Linked DNA regions of Mus musculus: region 2 is linked to region 1. The links are chromatin loops, found by intact Hi-C in ENCODE. Cell type or tissue: left cerebral cortex. All regions are shown on one strand.

What was found. Peaks named below come from ENCODE experiments on the same cell type or tissue, not always from the same donor. Only the 100,000 strongest peaks of a DNase experiment are listed, where the experiment ranks them.
Region 2: it touches region 1 in a loop (2.3-fold over the local background); 2 of 42 quality-filtered maps call a loop at or near these places.

The regions. Positions count from the first base shown.
Region 1 is chr7:95,722,917-95,730,916 of GRCm38, forward strand. No RefSeq gene overlaps it. Among named protein-coding and RNA genes, the nearest start is that of Gm39049, 49 kb to the right of the region's middle. In left cerebral cortex, no CTCF peak of the experiment used is centred here; DNase peaks (open chromatin) are centred at 3,010 and 3,407.
Region 2 is chr7:95,780,623-95,788,622 of GRCm38, forward strand. Gm39049 (a long non-coding RNA gene) reads left to right here. Exons shown (of 3, transcript XR_869800.1): 3 at 1-549. Among named protein-coding and RNA genes, the nearest start is that of Gm39049, 9.2 kb to the left of the region's middle. In left cerebral cortex, no CTCF peak of the experiment used is centred here; no DNase peak of the experiment used is centred here.

The DNA.
Region 1 (8,000 bases):
CCAGTGATAGTAGCAAAGGAGATATAGGGACAGAAACTTCACCCTACAGTCTAAGCCCCAGGGCTGCCCATACAGAAATGCCCAGCTCTTCTGTCATGCCTAACTTCATTGGGCCACAAGCCCTGGTCCTTTTGGCCTTAGTCAGGCCTGGTTGGTGCTTGGATTCTAGAATCAAACTCACCAGGGAAGTCTGAAAGATTCACAGTATTACCATTGTAGAAAGGAAGACACTGACTGGCTCAGCCCTGGCAGGCACCAAATCACTAAACCAAATAGAAAAAGTCAAATTGTGCTTTTAAATGCAAAGCACTTTCCTTTCCAATGAGGAATACAAAAACGCCGACTGCATTACTTTTTGTCAAAGGTAACAGTGTGAAAAATGATGGCACCAGATTATGAGCATGCACGCCTCAGTATTTACTCCAAATACATGACCAGAAATGTGATGTGGACCATGAATCTTTTGTATAAAATCCTCTCAAGATATTACCTATAAAAGTGGGTGGATATTTACGGAGCTGAACAGAAAGAATTTGAATAGCTAGAAACTCTGATGCTTAAAAATCTGAATATTAGGAACAGAGGGTTTTTAAGAAAAATATTAATTACCAAAGGGAAAAATGAACTCACTTTATGCTTGTTTCTAGAAATTTTGATTAGGAGAATTGAGTTTTAACTGTTTCAGTCAATTCAATACTCCTCCCACACACAAAAGCATTGCTTTGCTCTAAGTATACATACACTGTTCCAGCTCACAACTGATGGCTTTAATGTAAAAAAAAAAAAAAAAAAAAAAATACAGGAGCAAGCTATGGCCCCCTAGGGCACATACATGGCTCACTACCTCCTGTTTTTCAGAACACAGGGAGTGCTTCGTTTACACACTACCTGTGGCTGTTCTGTTCTACAGCAGCAAAGCTGAATTATTAAGATATACAAAGGTGACCATCAAAACCTAGTTGCTTTCATTTCTAACTCTTTACAAGATGCTAATTAACCCCTTGTCTAGACCGAGAGTTCTTAACATTAACAACATATTAGAGTCTCATGGAGTTTCATGTGTTTAGCAAATTGTATCTTATATCTTGGGTATCCTAGGTTTGGGGCTAATATCCACTTAACAGTGAGTACATATTGTGTGAGTTCCTTTGTGATTGGGTTACCTCACTCAGGATGATGCCCTCCAAGTCCATCCATTTGGCTAGGAATTTCATAAATTCATTCTTTTTAATAGCTGAGTAGTACTCCATTGTGTAGATGTACCACATTTTCTGTATCCATTCCTCTGTTGAGGGGCATCTGGGTTCTTTCCAGCTTCTGGCTATTATAAATAAGGCTGCTATGAACATAGTGGAGCATGTGTCCTTCTTACTGGTTGGGGCATTTTCTGGATATATGCCCAGGAGAGGTATTGCTGGATCCTCCGGTAGTACTATGTCCAATTTTCTGAGGAACCGCCAGACTGATTTCCAGAGTGGTTGTACAAGCCTGCAATCCCTCCAACAATGGAGGAGTGTGGACACTATGCCCCTCCTTAGATTTGGGAACAAAACACCCATGGAAGGAGTTACAGAGACAAAGTTTGGAGCTGAGATGAAAGGATGGACCATGTAGAGACTGCCATATCCAGGGATCCACCCCATAATCAGCATCCAAACGCTGACACCATTGCATACACTAGCAAGATTTTATTGAAAGGAACACAGATGTAGCTGTCTCTTGTGAGACTATACCGGGGCCTAGCAAACACAGAAGTGGATGCTCACAGTCAGCTAATGGATGGATCACAGGGCTCCCAATGGAGGAGCTAGAGAAAGTAGCCAAGGAGCTAAAGGGATCTGCAACCCTATAGGTGGAACAACATTATGAACTAACCAGTACCCCGGAGCTCTTGACTCTAGCTGCATATATATCAAAAGATGGCCTAGTCGGCCATCACTGGAAAGAGAGGCCCATTGGACTTGCAAACTTTATATGCCCCAGTACAGGGGAACGCCAGGGCCAAAACGGGGGAGTGGGTGGGCAGGGGAGTGGGGGTGGGTGGGTATGGGGGACTTTTGGTATAGCATTGGAAATGTAAATGAGCTAAATACCTAATAAAAAATGGAAAAAAAATAAAGAGTCTCATGGAGAGCTGTGTGTGCGGTAGACAAAGTGCATGTATATGGGTGTGGGCATTTGTGATGTGAGTATGTGTGCATAGACATGTAAAGCTAGAGTTCCACCTCTGACGTTGTTCATTAAGACGGGTCTCTTACTTGCCAAGTTGCCCAGGCTGGCAAAGCAGCAACCTGCAAGGATCCTCCTCTCGTCTCTTCCTCCGCAGCACTGAGATTTCTAGCACAGGTTTACACTTAAGCTATGCTTTTCTTTCCCTTTGATTTCCCTTTCCTTTTTCCTTTTCCTTTCCCCTTTTCTTTTCCTTTCCTTCCTTTTCTTCTTCCTATTTAAAAAACTGTGAGTTCTTAGAATTCAGGTATACATGCTTGTGCACCAGGCATTGAACCAACTGAACTACCATTCGAAACCAGAGCTTTAAAAACTCCTAGCTCACAAGACTTACTCCTAATCAATTGCATCATGGAAGTCAGACATCTATCTTGTTTTCGAATCCCTTAAAAATTTCCAATGAGCAAACCTTGGTGAAAACTTACATTTTAAGGAGTTCTGTTTATCCCTAGTCCCCTTTTGGAGTACTCCAGTAGAATGGCTTGAAATGAGATCTTTTATCTTACTCAGAATTCATACCAATAATTACCAACCTATATCATCTTCCATTCTGTGAGGAAGCAAAGAAAATAGAATGCTGTTCCTTCTCCAATGTCCCTGCTCCCAATTTTAATATTTTACAGCAATCTGCGTTGGTTAGGCTTCAGTGCTGTTCTTTGACACCTGATGTAGAATCTTCCCCTTAAACGAAGGCTTTCCCAAGACTTTGCTCAGAGTTCTCTTCCTGCAGTCTCTATAATAACAGTGACTGTGTTGAAGGAAGGGACACAGATGGGGACTGCAAAAGTGCCTCCAGGTGGCAGAAGGCAATGAATATTCAATAAGACTGTTTCATATGCAAATCAGAAGACATATAATAATAAAAGTGATTCTACCTTTCAAAGACTTTCTTACAAGCTATCTGTCTATCTTTAGATTATAGACAACTTAGTGAGTGGAGTCAGGAAGACTTAGATGAGTATCACTCCTAATCATAGGTAGAATGCACTACATACACACACACACACACACACACACACACACACACACACACACACATGCATGCACAGGGATGTGCATGGGAATCAGAAGAACTGAGTTCTAGTCCCCATTCTGCTTCCCATCTGTATGGCCCCATTATAAGCATTTCATGTCTCTGAACTGCAGGTTCTCACACTTTGAAAGTGTGATTTCCTAGGCTTTGATCACAGTTTCTGACAGCCCAGTTTGATGGCTCTGTGACCTTAATTCATTTTTAGTAGTCCATCTTGTCATTATTCATTGGAGAACTGCCTTCTGAATGCCTGCTTTGCTACACACACTCTCCCACACAGAAAGAAACAGAGACAAAGAGACAGGCAGATACACTTTGGTTCGTGCAGACTTGAATAAGTCATCCATGCAACTTCTGGTTTGAGCTCACTCCTTAAGCTCCATGTTGCTATAGGGACTGAAACCTTGAGAAGAGAAAGGAAAGATAACCTTTCTGCCTCGTACACGTGTGGTTTGCATAGATCTGAGTGAGTTCCAAACCACTAGAAGAGCTTACACTTTTCTCACATATATTTTTAATTTTTTTCATTGAAGTTCACAACTGTGTCCAGATGAGAAAACAAAGTTTTAAAGGGATTTTAGAGCTTGATCTAGATCTCAGGGATTGAACAACAGCCATCCTTTTACATGTCATATACAGGCCTAATAATTCTCTCTTATCAATACATAGCCCTACCTCTATACCAATACATTCTAAGGGGATAGTGGGTTATGTTACTTGTACATGGGGGTGCGTTGAGTGTCTTGTCGAAACATTAATTTTTTAAGTTGTCTGTATTACCTTAACAGTCTTTCCCCAAAGGAGCAAGAACAAGTATAACTTTCCTGAACACTGAGATCAGAGCAATAGTACAAGCTTCCTAACTACCTAGAAATTATTTCTTTGGTTCCTGCCCTGGCCTCTTCACATCCTCACATATTCAATGCTCCTACCACACTGCATTGCCAAGAAGGTTGATTGTACTTTTGCAAATGCCCTCTCTGTCAGAGTCCTGCCGCTATCCCATGAAGAGATTGAAGCCATGGCACCCCGTTCCACTGTGGGCCTCGGTGAATTTCTCTTCTGATGGATCCTAGGTGAGGTGCTACCATATGACTTCTGAGATCTTCTTTCCTTCTGGATGCTCACCTTACACACACTCTGTTAGACTAGGCATGATCCCAGACGGATCATACCAAGCCACAGGTCTTATGTGGGAGATTTTATTGTCAGAGGTGGCTTCTGCGAGGGGATGACAGGGAAGAAGAGAGATCTCGTCATACATTTGCCAGGGACAAGTCTTTTATCCAGGCCATGAAGCATGTGGCACATGTGCAAAGGGACGTGTGGTGAGTGCCATGGCCATGAACTCAAGAGTGGAGCTGTCACCTAGAGATGACATGTATTGTCACTACTGGGTCCAGGCGCTGGCTGTAAAGACACTTCTAGCTGTCCATAGATGTACCAGATGCTAACATACTCACTCACTTTTCTGTTAGGAAATGCTAGTTCTCTCCACTCTGGCTCCTCTACCCATCTGATCTGAATGTTCATACATATTACTTTGTCTGAGAATCCCTATCAGATTTACCAAGTTTGGGTTCAGTGTTCTCAGGTAATCTCGTCACACATTTACCATAGACTGCTATTCTCTGTATACTAGTTGCCTTTACTAGTCCAAGAACCTTAACAGCTCTATTCAGATCCTCTCCTGACTAACCCAAAGCTTGGGCATCACACATATCTGGCAGGGTCATGTATCACACACACACACACACACACACACACACACACACACACACACTAGACATGGCTCAGCACTATGCAAAAACTTTATTTAACATTTCATTCTCACTACGTCAAGAGGAAACACTAATGAGTAAGTTGATCTTGTGTTGCATTGGCAAAAGTTCAGAGTTCATGTCGAGAAGGTGACAGTTTCCTTTATAGGTTTCTGCTTGGAATCTAGCATGGATACTGTCCATTTGTGATAAACTCTTAGGATATAACCTCTGCTATATCCTACTTAGCAGAAACACCTTGAATAATAGGGAAAGAAAGCAAATCCTGCCTGGGGAAGACAAAACTGAAAGAGATTGAATACCATCTACCAATTGCCGGACAACAGCCCTGGGGAGGAAAGGGGAAGCTGATGCTTTCGATTGGAATGCGGTGCCCATGCTGGACAACCTCACTGGAAACCTTCAGTAGAAAAAGGCATTGACCCAAATCATGGATGTGAATGTGTGGCTTACAAAGTGCGCCATTCCCCATGTTCAGTGAAACACAAGACAGCCTTCAGTTTATTAAGCCCTGGTGTCCATGCTGAAGATGGTAGGCACATACGGTTTTACTCATAGAAGCTTGCTTTGAGAATGACTGATGCTGCCGAGGGGAGAAATTCACTCTACACTGCAAGAAATGTTTTATCTTTGCGCTGGAATGGCAGAAATCAGGGAAGTGCTCTTTTGTCCTTGGGAAATCTCACAGACTGAGTCGCCGGTTCCTGAATATCAGCCTTTGGCAGGGTTCTACCTGGCTGCTAAGTCTGAGCCTGCAGTTTGTTAGAACATCACCTATAATCCTTCATTAAGCTCCAGGTAAAATGGCTGCATATTCAAAAGCAATTAGGCTCAGTATGTAGATAGATGATCATTAAACCTGCATTTTCTGCAACATTAGTGTTGATAGAACTCTTGCTATTAGGCACACTGTTAGATTTTTTTTTCCATGCAAACAGAATAAAAGATTGAGAGCACTGATTTTGATCTGGTACCTATTCTGAGCTGGCTATCCTGGTAGACCTTTGTGATGCTAACCACACAACCATTCTTGAATTTAGGAATTGCCATCTCATCACTTCTCGGCCTTTTGGCTAAGATCAAGTGTAGGAATTGCTGTCTCCACTTGCCAGTTAAGGAAATGAAGAGGTGAAGTCATACCTCCTGGACACCCCATTGTGGAGGGCCTGGAGCTGTAAAGAGACTCTAGGTCTCATGATTGCCTGGTTGGCATCCTTCCCAGTGCATCATGCTATAGACTGCTTGCTGTCAGCCCTGTTTGAGAGCATTCTGTATGATGCTGTAGCATGCACAAACTCTGGACATGCCCTCAAGCCAACTCACAACTCAGTTCTCACTCTAGTTTCCTCCTCCATCTTTGGCACCTTGTGTGCCTGTTGAATACCAGTATTGGCAAACTTGTCTATGGAGCTAAGGCTGTTTTCTTTTCTTCACTGCCTGGTAGTCTGAGAGATTTCAGACAGTCTTGCCCCTCTCACTTCACTGGAAGTTGCAGCTCACTAGCTGGGGCACTTGTGTTATGACTCAGCAAACCTCTTGAACAAAGAGTTTTGTTGTTGTTGTTGTTTCTTTGTTTTTTATTGCAGAAAAAAGTGTATTCAATGATTTCTTTCTGGCATAAATTCTTTGAGCTAAATGACCCATCTTTCTAATTCCACCTACAAATTGAAAAGCATGAATCCCAAAAAGTAGCCTTCCTGATCACTTAATATAACTTTATATCCAAATAAACATGTTCATTATGATCAAACAGAAATCCCTATGTTTTTCATATTCTAATATCTATAGATGAATCATTTACCTGTGTGGTATCTGTTAGACCAGAAGCTGAATAAAATCATGTTTATGACTTTTATTTACCAGTTTCATTAGTGTCTCAGAAAATGTATGCCACATAATTCAAAATGAATACATCAATCAAGCGAGCGAATGAATGTATAAAAATCTCCATTTCTCTTTTTATCAGTATATTCAGTTTTCTTTACTCACTCCCTTTTCTACCCTCTTACTGACCAAAGAAATAAAAGTATGGGAGGAAAAAAGTCAAAGTCAAAGCAATTAAGAAACAACTTCTGCCCTTAATCTTACTTGTTGCTTATTTGCAGGTGACACAGCTAACTTAAAAGATGGCACTCAGAATTCTTTTTTTCTTCTGATACAGCTCCATACATGTTTTAGACCTAGTGGCAAGCAATCAAAATGCCAGTGTCTTGCTTTAAATATTTCAGTGTAGGAACAAAACTGGAGAGGTCAATATAAAATTATTGTTGTTGTTGTTAAAGATGTTTACTAAGAAACTTGCTGCAGAACTCAGTTTTAATGTCTTATGTTGAGTATCCAACCCATTAATTTAATCAAACGCTGGGTCTTGCACTCATTTTGTTAGTATCTGTATATTATACAGATTAGTCTGGGCCTCTGAGAAATTTAGTTGATAGTACAAAATCATAAAAAGAGACTGAAGTAAGATTGAGCCAAGATCTTTCCCCTCGACCAGTACCTATCATGGACCTTGAAATTATAAGATCAACCAGGTAGCTTCAAACGTTAGCATTAGATGTATTATGTAATAGAGAGAATGTGGAGGAATGAGACAAGGTCAAGTGACAGACAAAACATCTGAGCCCTGGGGGTCCAGCAACCACTTTCAGCAGCTCAGCAGCAGGAAAAGAAGCTGCAGCTTGGTTCGTCTCAGGCTTCATCATTGTTGCTTGTGTGTTTGTAGTGAAACTTATGGTGAAGGTAGAGAAAAATAAATCAGATGTGTAATGTACTGAGGATTCTGTAACATACTTCCCAAAGTGACCTGAAAACCAGGAAAGGGAGCCAGAAGGATTAACATACTTCACGCTAAGACCTCTGCTCTGTGTGATATAGTCAGTGTAAATGTACATGTGATAGGATATAAAGTAAAGAGTATTAGCCACATTCACAGCTGAGGAAGTAGAAGCCTAGGA
Region 2 (8,000 bases), 58 kb after region 1:
CTGGCATCAGCAGGCAGAATGGCTGCATGGTGCCTTGTTAGACATTTCCTTGGGCTTTACAGAAAAAAGCAATGTGCATTCAGGAAACGATGTGGAAGGGCTGCTGGATGGAGCATGCGCATCACTGGCATGGATTCTTGCTCAGGACTTTTCTCATTACCCAGGAAGAACTGGCATGCCAGGAGTGGGACCCGTGGAGGCTCCCAATAGATGATCCCCTTCATGGCCATGATGGAATTATGACAAAATTATGGCGAAAAACATTACATAGCCAGCATGGAAATTAATGTGTTGTTAACTTTTTTTTTAATCATACTTGGTAGCTAACAAGTCTGCTTACTACAGTGTGGATAGTGACATAAGACACAAGGTTCCTGGCTCAGACTACAGCATTATTACTCCCTTCACAGCAAGGAGTCTGTGTGTAAGGATTCCCCTTGCTCCAAAGATTCATGGGAGTGACACGGATGAGCCACTTGTAGTGGCTTGTGTTATAAGAGAGAAGCCTTAAGCTTAGGGAGGCCACATCTTTCATGAGTGACAGCAAATATGCCTGCCCTTTGCTTCACAGGGAGATGCTATCTTTCCTCCAAGGCTATTTGCACATGAATTTCCTTTCCAAATATAATCCAGGACAAATAGAGGTTAGTGGTTCTCTTATAACTTCTGAAGAGAAAATTAAAAAAAAAAAAACAACTGAATCATATAAATGTATTTCCTGGTATATAACAATGTATGTTTATCATTTTTATAATTAACACTAGTACTACTTGAAATGTTTTTTTATCACTAAAGTATAACCTATAAAAAAATGTCTATATGCTGGGTGTGGTGGTGCACGCCTTTAATCCCAGCACTTGGGAGGCAGAGGCAGGTGGATTTCTGAGTTCGAGGCCAGGCTGGTCTACAAAGTGAGTTCCAGGATAGCCAGGGCTACACAGAGAAACCCTGTCTCAAAAAGAAGAAGAAGAAGAAGAAGAAGAAGAAGAAGAAGAAGAAGAAGAAGAAGAAGAAGAAGAAGAAGAAGAAGAAGAAGAAGAAGAAGAAGAAGAAGAAGAAGAAGAAGAGGAGAAAAAAGAAAAGTCTGTATATCCGGGGACCGTGGTGAGTCTTTCCTAGGGGAGAGGTTAAAAGATCAAGAAGCCTGGGTTTTGTCTTCCTTCCTCGGCTTGCAAACACCTGCTTCTTGCTATGTATTCCTGTTGCCCTATCACTGTGGAGGCATAGGGGTGTTCTCTCTGTGGTTTTCTCATAAAGACAGCATGTATAATAGTTTCAGGGCTACCATACAGATTTTATTTTCATTTAATCACTTCTTTAAAATATAATCTATATAAACAGGCATATTCCAATATACTGTAGTTTAGAATTTTCAACAAATGAGTGTTTTTGGAGAACATAACACAATACATATGTAGCATGAAATTACAATTTGTTTTCAGGATTATTTGCCACCATAGATTATAACTCAGGCACCCTTCCATCATCCATTCATATTCTCTCTCTCTCTGTCTCTCTCTGTCTCTGTCTCTCTCTGTCTCTGTCTCTGTCTCTCTCTCTCTCTCTCTCTCTCTCTCTCCTCTTCACACTGCTCACATGCTCTTAGTTACACATATTTATTTGTGTATATATTTGTTTGTTGTGTCTCTCATCCTTTGTGCATTTCTAAGTGGCAGGGTGATGAATGTTCACCATACACTGACTTTGCTATTGAATAAACAAATATATCACAGCAGCTCCAAAAAGACAGGAGACACCAGTCACCCTACCTTGTAGTTGCCATCTTTCTGGATTCCCGCTGAGATGCAAGAAGGGAGAAGGTTGACAGACTCTAACGTTTGTGGTAGGGTAGTCTGACTTTCTGTGTTATTTATGACAGTCCACTTATTATCCTCTCAGGGAGCTCATTCCCTTAGCACAATGTTGGCTCTCAGTGATGAGTTTTTTGAGATCGTTCAATTCTGTCTGTCAGTCACAATGAAGTTTAGAACTGCTGGAAAATAAACTCTGACTGAAGCCTAGTCATCCACTGCACTGGGATGGTAGGAAGAACAGCTAGGCTGAATTTAAGGGATCCGTCCCCATGAACAACACTGAGACAGATACATAGAGAAGAAAGGTCCCTCGTGTGCTTTGTACCCTGGCTAGAAAACTGGAAGCACCATGCCAGCTTCCAGAGAATACCACATCTTAGAGGATTACTGAAGTTTGAGGATGAAGAAATTGGGCCATGCTGTTTAAAAGTGGTCACAGACTCTAGATCTAACAGTGAACACACACCCATTCCCTATGCCAAACCACTGATAAGTAGGTGGTTTCTATTATATCTTCATATAAAAAGAAAGAGATTAAGTATCCCAGGACATCATTGGTGGAGTCAAGATATAAATCCAGGTAGTCTAGAGTCAAGAAAACATTTCATAATGCTGCCATATAAGCCTGAAAGTGAGCATACATGTGCATGATCAAGGATCAGAGAAACATGATCCCACCCCGACACTGTGTCTCAAATTAACTATATAGAAGGTATTTTTATGGCTGCAACTTCAAGACATACTTAGTCCCCAATGGATAGAAAAAGGCAGTGCGTGAGAGAAGACAGAATATCAAGGGTGTAGGATCCATATGAACAGAAACACAATACAAGAATGTCCAGGGCTGGGGAGATGGCTCAGAGGGAAAAAGCATTTGTGGCCAGGCCAGACAACCTGAGTTTGATCTCCGGAATTCGCATGGTAGAAGAGAACCACACCCGCACTTGAATTCTGATCTATAAATACATCATAGCACATGTATATGTGTGTACATACAAAAAAATAGATGGATAGACAGACAGACAGATAGACAGACAGACAGACAGACAGACAGACAGACAGACAGACAGACAGATAGATAGATAGATAGATAGATAGATGATGGTAATTTTTAAGAATACCAAAACATATATAGCAAATCAAACTCAATTGAAGAATATCCAGGTCAGTTATTTGACGTGAGATTCATCAGTGGGGAGTTTGTGAGGCAGAAGTGATACCTGTGGAAGAGTGAGCTGTCCACTCTTGGGTAAATGCTCAGTCTAGCTTGGAATGCTTTCATTTTGTTTAATCACCTGTTCCAAAGCCGATGCTAACTCATACTCAGGGCACATCTGCACTCAGAGTGGCTGTGTTCTCAGCGGGGAGCCTGGGGTAGGAACTAGATACTCATCCCCGGATGCTGAGCCATGGAACTGAGAACCAAAGGAATCCTGTAAGGTTGCATCCTCCTCCTGGAGCAACCAAGAAAATTCCAAATCTTATCTGTTCTCTAGATTACATTAAACCCTGAGGCCTTCTTTATAGTCCAGTTGGCCTCAGAACTGAGTGCATGAAATTGGGCTACTACTAGTTCTTGTGTCTTGTGAATCCAAATATTAAATGACTTTTCCTGGGGAGAAGTGAGTAAACATCTATTCACTCCAGCTTGGGTACAAGAAATCCATTGAAAAAAAAATGATTGCACCCCAATCTAGCTTAGTGAACCAGTGCGTTTATTAGGGTTACTGGCAGGAACACGTGTTCCTCAAAAGCAGCTGGATCACCCACAAACACACCTAAATATGAGTAATGGTTAACAATTGCTGCACCCCTGGAACTCCTTCCATAGCTTGTAGACTAAGCACGCTGTTCTCTCCCAGGCTATTGTTACTGTTTATCCAACCTTACATCTTCAAGATTCTGGAACGTCTCAACATCTGTGAGCTTTGCTTACTTCTTGAGTCTTGCAAGGATGCCTTACTCTGAGTCTGAAGGAGCTTCCTCCAGGGAGGAATGTTGCAACTTAGAGGGAGCAGCTACAAAGCAGGAGCTCTCATTCACTCTCTCCCTTCACTCTCATCCTTGACATAGCTCCATCACTTTCCTTGGAGGCATTGCATGGACTCATGCACTTAGACAGGACCATAAACATCTACATTCAGTAATCAAGTACCCAAGAAAAAACTTCCTAAGGGTCTATTTATTTTCTGTTTCAACCCAGCAGGACTGGAGTCTATAAATTGTAGTTGGAATGCAGGTCTATTTGCCAGATCAGGGATGTATTGCATAGCAATAGAGGGTCAGAGCATTGGTGCATGTCCTTCTGCAAAGTCCATTTGCCTACTGTAGTGAAACAGGCATGCTCAGTGGGCAGCAAACCCTGAGGTGGGCCAGGCAGCCACAAACCTCTGCATCAGACAGGAACCATGGAGACAGGAGATAAATGAAGTGGCTTTGAGCAGGCTCTGCTCTTCCTTTAGTGGCTCTGAAGGATTTTCCACATGAAATGAAAGCTGGCTTTTGCTAAAGACAACGGTAGTGCTTTACATGGCTTGCCATTCTATTATAAGGATGATTAAAGCTCTGGTGTATATGTTGATTCTCAGGCTCCATGGTCCTACCCAAACTCAGTCAGCACACAGCAACAAAAACCAGGAGGCCCTTGTGTCAGAATTGGTTTTAAATCTTATCCCTAACCCCTTAGGATGTGGTACTGCACTCCTCTGGGGTTTTCTTATATGTAAAAGCATCCAGTAAAGTAGACTTTATTGTAAAATAAAACAACTGTCCAACACATAGTAGGCACCCAATGACCTGGAGCATGTTTAAAATTGAAAGTGCTTGTATGCAGACAGGAATACTGCTGAGCCATTCAGTTCAGCAGAAGGTCTTAAGGAGCTGGCAGTCAGATCACACTGGCTACCAATTCTAGCTCTTCCCACGTACTGGTCTAGTAGCTGTGAGCATGCTATTGAGTTTTCTTTTTGTGGAATAGTAACAATATCCATCTCATAAACTGGCCAAATATCACAATGCCTTTATAACACAAAGCAGATCATCCCCGCATAGAACAAGCTTAGGAAACATGAGACATTTTACCTTCCCTGGCTAACAGAAGTCTCAGATTCAGTTTAATGAGACAGATTATTAACCAGGCTTTCCATGTGCATGTAATGTATGGTTGTATATTTATTGCTAGAGGAAAATAACATTAAAATCATCTTTGGTTGACTTGTTAATCCAGCAAGTGGAACCTGTTTGTATTGGCTCCTTATTAGAAGTGTAGGTGCTTCACACTGTGATGGGCACAAAGATGAATAAAGGATGCGGATAAAAATGATATTCTGAGCATCGGGCTGAGGATTCTCCAAAGGATTATCTCATTTAATCTGTTCATAGAGTTTATATTAGTTTTCTTCAGAAGAACAATTCCTACTCCTTGTGCAGAGCTTGGAAAGAGAAAAAGAATTTATCTACAAAATAAACATCAAACTTGCTCATAACTGTTATTATCTATGTCCTGTGTGTCTCTCCTATACTTTCCCTGGACAAGGTGCATGCTATGGCCACGTTTCACATCCATTATTTGTAAAATAAGTCTTTAACATCCAGCATCTAGGAAAATAATATAACCCTGCCTAGCATGTGGTCTCAATGAATGACTGCTTCCTCAGGCTCCATCAGATGAATAACTCCAGAGAGCTTAAGAAACAGCACAGCTAACTATACCTGAGAATATGAGGTAGCATTTCCCAAAGACTTCAAAGCCCCAGCATAGATTTGAACCACCTCCTAGGTATCAGTTTAGTCTTGAATAACAGCAAATGATACTAAAAGTTGTAGTTTTTTATGTTTTAAAACATGAGAGTTGTTGAGGATTGGCAATTTGCCAAGTATTTTAATGCTAAGTACTGATTGCCACCAGAGATGGGACCCAGATAATGCTACATAACCTTGCTCCACAAGTTACCCCTGATTTGTTGAATAAAGATGCCTGTAACCTATATCTGGGCAGAAGAGAGATAGGCGGAGTTTTGGTTCCCAGCCTGGCAGTCTGATGCAGAACCACGGGGGGAGAGAGAAGGTCGAGAGAGGAGAACATGCTATAGGGCAGGAAAGTCATGAAAAGTTGACAATGAGGGGCCAGTTGGAGTTAAAAGCAGCACAGATGGGATGTGGCACACTATAACATGGGGCTACTGATGGGACCGTTGACATAATAGTGTAGAGTGTAGATATCTGCCTGGCTCTAGTGCTGATTAAGGCGTATTATAAATCTAAAAGTTCTGTGTCTTTTATCTGGGAAGTGAATGATCACAGGTAGGGTAGAAACAGCTGATTGAGATTAAAATATTATTACAAAAGTTGTTGGGATGGAAAATTCTTGACAGGGTTTATTATGCTCAAATCATAGAACACAGAAACTTTGTTAGGATGGGCTGACTCAAGCAAGACGTGAATCTTATCTCTTTCTCCATTGGCATCATGGACCCATTCATGAACATACTGGAGAGGTACGGCCCAACCTTCAGAAAAGAAGATATTTGTGTTCTTGTGTTCTTGTGTTCTCTCTCTCTCTCTCTCTCTCTCTCTCTCTCTCTCTCTCTCTTTTTCTCTCGATTAATTCTAGGTCTTCAAGCCTGAGTAGGAAAACACTGTGCAGATGAAACTACATCCCAAGCCTTGCAGAAAGATTTCAAGCAGAAAGCAGACATGATTAGACAAAAAAAAAAAAAAAAAAAAAAAAAAAAATCATCTTGACGGTCACAGCCAGGGTGGCTTGGAGGGTAGAAGATCATATCCTACAAAGAAAAAGTGAGGCTGGTGAATGAGAAACCCAGGAAAATGTCAGTAGGGAAATATAGTGGAGAAAGACTTGGGAAAAATGAACACAGAATAAAGAGCTTTCACATGTTCAATGTGGATAGAGTTGAGTGGGAGAGGTCCTGGGATGATCCATGAATTCTCAGGGAGGGGAGGATAGACTGGGGATTGTAAAAATGAACTGGACACACATTATCATTGGCCTAGCAGAGTAGACAGTATTAGCTCTGGAGCTAGACTTCTTCTCTATCCTTTTACCTTAACTAAAGGACACTTAACTCTCTTGCATTCACTCCTCACAAAAAAACAACTTCTAAGCTTTTGAATGACTTCTTATTTCTCTGGAAATTATTTTAAGAAAATTTCTCCCTGAAATGTGCCAGAATTTCACAATTGCCTTCTTTAATCACTGGCTCTTAGAATAGAAGGTAAGTGTGTGGCTCTGAGCGGCCCTCAGGCAAAGACTGTGTGTTCTCTGGGACTCTGTGCAAGTCACATGTGGAATCACATCTCAGAGGCAGAACCCACTGATGTGAGGGCACATTTTCCCTGTGACAATATCAGGGCAAAAATTAAACATTCATACTATGGTAATGAAGAGCTGAATAATTTACTCTAAACCAATAAAGTAGAAGTTGGTACTGTGATAGCTCTGAAATGAAACATAGGGGAGGAAAAATAACATTGTGTTCATTAACTAAAGCCAGGACTCAGCCATGACAAATGAAGCATGTGTCCTTTGCTGTGATTAAAATTTAGAGAAAGCATGCACTCCCAAACACTGGCATTCAACAGCAATGATGTCATAGGAGGAGAATGACAGGAGATTAGGAATCCAGTGTAGTATCCTGTAATTAGGTATCCTTTAGATAAGCTAAGAGAACAGACTCGTTATTCAAAATATGTGACGCTTTGTTTCCAAACCTGATATTGAAGTTAACTAATTTCTGTCCAACCACTCACATAAGTTTATGTCAAAGAGACAATAATGTGTTACTGTCATACCAAGCATACAGTAGCCTCACGGGAAGTCTCATTAGTGTCAGATGCTACTGTGCTTTCTTGGTAGACACTAAGTGCTCTTCAGTGGAGCTGATCTACTTTCCCATCATCCTCAGGTCATAGGAACAGGAAAATGAGATAATCAGATAAAGCAGGTGAGTTGGAAGCCTGTGGAAAAACCATTGTCCCTGATAATTACAGATATCTGGAGTCCCATCATCATCAAGGACATGTCAGAACCCATCACCGTGAGACTGATAAGAGACCGAGCAAGAATTGTGCTTTCCTCTTATTCCTCACAGAAGAAATCCTAAAGTGGGCATGAGTCATGTTCTCATTAATTTCCTTCTAATTCACCATCTTATTTTGAAGTTTCCA